Linked DNA regions of Mus musculus: region 2 is linked to region 1. The links are chromatin loops, found by intact Hi-C in ENCODE. Cell type or tissue: heart. All regions are shown on one strand. Links, peaks and the distances in the headings refer to the core of each region. The heading gives the core; the rest is flanking DNA. Region 1 overlaps Afap1 (actin filament associated protein 1). Region 2 overlaps Sorcs2 (sortilin-related VPS10 domain containing receptor 2).

The links. Hi-C counts contacts between places; a loop is a spot of excess contacts. Peaks named below come from ENCODE experiments on the same cell type or tissue, not always from the same donor. Only the 100,000 strongest peaks of a DNase experiment are listed, where the experiment ranks them.
Region 2: a loop joins it to region 1, with 4 times the contacts of the local background. A loop is called at or near these places in 4 of 42 quality-filtered maps.

The regions. Positions count from the first base shown.
Region 1 is chr5:35,980,946-35,983,857 of GRCm38, reverse strand. The region is part of intron 11 of Afap1 (actin filament associated protein 1); the gene reads right to left. Among named protein-coding and RNA genes, the nearest start is that of Afap1, 89 kb to the right of the region's middle. In heart, for the core only: a CTCF peak has its summit at 1,676 (motif pointing left); a DNase peak (open chromatin) is centred at 1,637; H3K27ac peaks cover 427 bases.
Region 2 is chr5:36,222,719-36,225,630 of GRCm38, reverse strand. The region is part of intron 2 of Sorcs2 (sortilin-related VPS10 domain containing receptor 2); the gene reads left to right. Among named protein-coding and RNA genes, the nearest start is that of Psapl1, 20 kb to the right of the region's middle. In heart, for the core only: a CTCF peak has its summit at 1,622 (motif pointing right); no DNase peak of the experiment used is centred there; H3K27me3 peaks cover 404 bases.

The DNA.
Region 1 (2,912 bases), core at 137-2,636:
ATTCCCAAAGGCAGGGGAGGGCATGGTCTACACCACTACCTGGCCATCTCTGGGATGTTTGCGGCTGTTCAGCAAGCACTCGTGGTCTCTGGCAGCCACACAGCGTACCTTCAGCTGGTCCTGGATCTGCTGCGAACACTGTGAGTACCCAGGCTAGGGCTTCAGAAGCCCATGCTGCCGGGATACGCGAGATACATGATTGGGTTCCTGTTCTTGGCCAGAGCCCCTACATCCTTGGAATTCCCTAATGGTAACAAGCCACCTCCGCCCATCATAACGAGCGGCCGTCCGTCCTGGTAAGCCACAAGGATTTGGGGATAGAGGTGCCGGTGGCCGAGGAGACAGCCCTATGATCACAGTCTGGGACTTTCCACTACGATATGACAGGGCGGAAGAGCTTCTGCAATGAAGACAGCAGGAAGGAGATTCGCCCAGGGAAGGCACTATACACAGAAGGGTGCACCCAGAGAGAAGATGTACCCAGGAAAGGTGTTCACTCTGGGAGCGCACTGTACTCAGGGAAAGCATTGTACCCAGGAAAGCCTCTGTACTCCAAGAAGGCGTGTACCCAAGGAAGGTGCTAGATCCAGGGAGAGGGCGCTGTACCCAGGGAAGAAGAGGAAGCCCTGGTCTTCCATAACTCACGCACTGCCCCTCCTACCCAAGAGCTCCACACTGGTGGATTCCTAACACACCAATGACCTAGCAAATGAACCACTTCCTGAGGTCTAGGGAGGTCCATGGGGTTGAGAGAACCTCAGGTTAACATCTGTTCTGTAATTGAGCATGGGTGACAAGCTGCATTTGTGAATGACATCTGAAGGGGACAGAGCTTTTGATCTTCAGGACAGGGTCAAAGCAGTGGCTCCCTGCTGGAGTCCACAGAGAACGAGGGTGTCACCTGCTGTGAGAAGACCCAGACCTGGTGGCCACAAGGGCAGAACAAGAGTCTGCACCTCAGAAAGGGGCAGTTTGCCTCTCTTCTCTGCCCTTGCTTCTCAGAGACTCAGAGCACACCAGCCTGATGCATATCACTACCTCACTACCCAGAGGAAGCTTCCAACGTCACCAAAACAATGAAGCAAAACACTGTCCAGGGCAGGCCACCTGAAGCAGACTCCAGCTCTGCCCCTGGCTCGTCCGGCTTCCTCCTTCCTTGCCTGCATGGGGTCAGGAAGGTGCTGGAGCTCTTCAGCCCCTTCTGCTTTTCACTCTGCCCACTCAGAGCATGGCTCCTCCCAACAGTGTGCCCCGGGGAGGTGGGATGAGGGTGCCCTTCCTTGCCGTCAAGAATCCCCTTCCCTCCGCAATGCTGACTTTCATTTGTGTCCCAACCTAGCCTATTCTGTCCCTGCTCCTTGCCTGCCTCTCCTCACTAGAACACAAGCTTCTGGGTGTACTGTCACCCCAATTTCCAGAGCACGAGGAGAGATGAGCTGGCCTCTTAGGAAGCTGGGCTTGTTTCGGGACAACTGTAAAACCCCAGGAAGAAATAAGCAAGATAGCATTTGCTCCTAACTAGGGAAACTAAAATCACAGAAACTTAACCAACAAATGTATTTCCCCCAAAATCGTTTCTCTGGGGAAAGTAGCTTAGGGCAACACGGCCACTCCTGTGGCTCTGCACACCCTAATGGCCACACTCTCTCACAGTGCATTGCTGCCCCCTGCTGGAAGAAGCTGGAAAGCATGGCTCCCCCAACCCTTTCTGCAGATACAGCATCTTACACTTCCTAGCTTATGAACATTGATTTAATTATTCTATGCTTAGTCTTTAGCAAATCAAGTGTAGGGAAGTTAAATGGACAGGAAGGAGGAAATTCAAGAAGAAGATATTCACTAGCCACTTAGGAGTTCCTGCGTGTTTCACATGCGCATTCAAGGCATTGACTGAATGTCTCAGTTGAGGACAGTCCGGGAACAGTTGTGAATGAGACGTGATACATGGAAGAATGGCAGGATACCAAGTGTGCCTTCACCTGCCGGCACTGAGCACGGCTACTGCTGACCGCTCAGTGTGGCACGTGTGTGCACAGAACTCTTTCTCCTCCACATCGCAGGAACTACAACTTGCTCTGCAGCGTCAGGTTCTGGCAACCTGTCCAGTACTCACACTTATGCACAGATATCAGGAAGATCAAAGACAGTCAGCAGAGCCCGGGTCTCTAACTGGGCATATTTCTGATTCCGTCATTGGAGATGTTTGAAGGATTTGAGAATCATGACACACACACATCCTTGTTGGCAGAGGCCTTCTCCACTGGCCAGAATATTCCAACGTTTGAGGGCGGGGCACAGGCCAACTCACATGAAGCCAAGAATAATAAGCAGGGGCTTCCCACTCCCTTCTGGCACTTTTTCCAAAGTGACTTTCAGCCAAGTGTGTAAGTACAAATGAGTCTGACTCTAAAACATAAGGCCATCCCAGGGAATGCTATATGCAAATGCAGGGACCTGCAGATGGTGGCTGGAAGGTGGCTCTCCCCACCCTGTCCCGCTCCAGTCAGTCAAAAGCATATTACCACCACCATGCTCTGCTGGGCCTACAGTGGGCAACACTTGGGAGAGCTTCAGGGGATGATGTCCTTCTGTCACATGACCCATGGCCTTTGGTCAGCCTCGGTGTCCAGCACCATTTACACCCCAGCATGCCCATCTCCCAGGACAATCCCACAAGATGTTTTTTTCTCTGTTTCTTGTCCCTTTTCAATACCTTATTTTTCTCTTCCCTTCAGTCAGACACAATTGCTGATAATTCTTATAATCATTTGGCAAAGATTCACCACACAGATGCCAAGTTATAAAAAGCGAAAAATTAACTAAATCCTGGGCTATCTATCGCTGGCAAGCCACCATATTTTGAAGGCCGTTTCCTTGTTCAGTCTCCTCTCTATTAAGTTTTACGGGAATGT
Region 2 (2,912 bases), core at 267-2,766, 240 kb before region 1:
CTCTGGGCTCACAGGGCCTACCTAAGGCTTCCTCATTCAAGCTAGAGTCAGCACACTCTGTCCATCCTTAAAACTCTGGGCACAGTGGCTACTGTGCTACTGGGACAAATGACCACAACTGGGGAACTTAAAACAACAGCCAGGGACTCTCCAGGGTTCAAACCATGGCGTTACAGGGCAGTGTTTCCCCTGAAGACTGGGAAAGGAGGTCATCGTGTCCCTGCCAGCCCCTGGTGGCTGTGTCACTGAGACCTTGCTGCTGTGTGTTGATACGCATGTGACAATACTGCCCAGGTGCATGTGGACACAGTGTGCAGGTGTGCGTGCCTCCGTGCACACGTGCCTGTGGCAGCCAAAGGTCAATCCTCAGTGCCGTTCCTTTGGAGACAGTCGCTTTTGTTGCCGTCTTGTTTTTAAGGCAGAATCTCTCACTGGCCTGGAGCTGGCCCAGCGGGCTAAGCAGGCTGATCAGCAAACCCCAGGATACTCCTGACTCCACTTCCCCAGCTCTAGAAGTGTGTACCCCAGTGTCTGCATTGTTTCCGTGGGTTCCAGGCATTGAACTCGGGTTCTCCCGCTTGCACAGTGGACACTTTACCAGCTGAGTTATTGAGTCAGCCCCCCTGCCTCTGCCTCCACATGGCTGTCTCGCTGTGTATTCCTTCTAAAGACAGTGGCTGCTGGATTTAGGGTCTGAGCAGACAATTTGGGACATCTCATCTCGAGAATCTTAACTGAGCCACCTCTGTAAAGACCCCTGGTAATTTATGGGGTTCAGGACGTGAATATCTCTTCGAGGGAGCTACCCCTCAACCCATGACATGCTCTGTCATTAAGCTCTGGGGATGCCATTGGTTTTCTAAATGGCGACTGGCTCTTGCCCTGTTCTCTGTTCCCCAGCCACACTCTTTTTGTCCCTCTTCATCCATGGCTAGATCCTGGCTGCCCTCCTCAGCTGGCTACCGTGTCTCCGCCCATCCTTTCCCAGAAGACCCATGGACTTGAAAAACACACAGTCTGGTGCCATGGATGGACTCAGTGCCCCCTCATGGCTCACATCTGCCATTCCAACCCTCTACTGAAACCCCTTGATGATCCAGATGTGGAGGCTGGCAGGCAGAGCTGGAGCACCACAGGGGTGTGAGGATGCGGGTGCTCTTGGTCTCTGAGGGTTTTGTGTGATATTTGTCTCTGCTCTATAACAGCGCTGTAACATGAGATAAAGAGAAATTCACAGCACAGTGTTGTGTCTGCTACCACCCACCCTCCTCTCTGGGAGAGTGTTGCTGGGCCCTTCCATGCTTCTGGAGCCCCCACCCCCACCCCCAGGCAAGGCACAGAGGCAGTCAAGGTCGTGACAGACTGTTAGAATGGAATGGGTCCCAGGAATGGGTTTTGAGTGTTAAAACTCGGCCAGCCCTACGGACACACTGAGATCAGCCTCTCGGGAGCCCCTGCACAGTGCCTGGGGTTCATGTTCTCAGCATTTTGTCCCCACTATTGTCCCCAGCCTTTTAAAACTTGCTTTCCTAATGGCCTCCCACATAACTGAAGTTTCACTGAAGGACCCTACATGTATTTTTTAATGTGGAATTCACATCTTTCAGGCCCGTCGAGAACCAGTGTTGGCCACCTGGGGGTGCTGTTTTACCCCAGTGAATGTGGTTGGTGCAGAGAAACCAGTTCAGCCTTGCATCTCTGCCCAGGACTCAGAATGTAGATGATATGCTGATCAGGATGCCAGGCTCTGAGGTGGGACCTTAGGCTGCGTTCTAAACAAGTGCTAGGAAATTCCGATACCGCTTGTCCATAAGACAACAGGCCTGTTGCTTCCAGACAACCTGGGAGTCTCTGCAGTGCTAAGCAGCCCACTGGTAGTATCTGGTCAAGCTGGACTTTACCCGGGTGTCTGTAGGTGTCTGTGTGTGCTGGCTCCTGTCTGGCATGCACTTAGCATTGCCCCTCAGTCCTGACTTTATCCTCATCTAGTTAGTGCAGCTTCCCTAAGGAGGCCACTCAGTGTACAGAGCCCTCCCCCACCCCCGGCAAGGTTCTTTGTTACCTCTCTCATGGAAGTTTCTGTTTCCTTGCTTATACTGCTTCTGCTATTACTAGAACACAAGTCATGAGCACGGAGACCTCTCAAGGCCATACAGTTGATCACAGGATGCCATAACCAAGTACTGACTGGTGCTCGGAATGCACGTTGGCCTTGAATGCATGGGTCGGTGGACAGATGGGTGAACAAATGAATGGAGATGATGGATAGATGGTATATAGATGTGTGTATATGTGTATGTGTGCATATGCGTGTCTGTATGTAGCTAGCCGGATGGAACAATAGCTGGGTAAGTGGGTTGATGAGTGGATAGGTGGAAGGACAGATGGATGGGTGGATACATGGATGTGTGCCTGAGTCATAGAGATAGTGTGGTTTTAGGGAAACACTCCTGGGATCTTGAAGATTCTTTATGTTGATGAGGTCTTTATTGGAGAAGCCCAAGAATACAGTCAGTTCAGATGCTGTCAAGCAGGGAAAGGAGGCAGGGCATATTCTGAGCCAGGAGAAAGCTGGCTATGGTCTACCTGCTTACTCCTGCCCTCCCGCCTGGGTTACAGCCTGCAGGATCTACATTGAAGGTAGCTATTGAAGAAGGTGAATTTGAATTAGGGCCACACTTCCACGACCCAGACAGAGGACTCTACCAGAGCCACCCCTGTGGCATCCCACAGGTATATGAGACCTTGGGGCCTGCTACACAGGCAGCCAGGAGCAGCCTCAGTGGCACTGGAGTGGGATGATCCGGGCTTCCCCTCCAGGCTTGGCTGGAACCTGTCCTCTCTGTCGGGGGTGGAGAGCATCCCTTTCCCCTGGCTTCTCTTTAATTATGGAATCTTTGACATATAGAGAA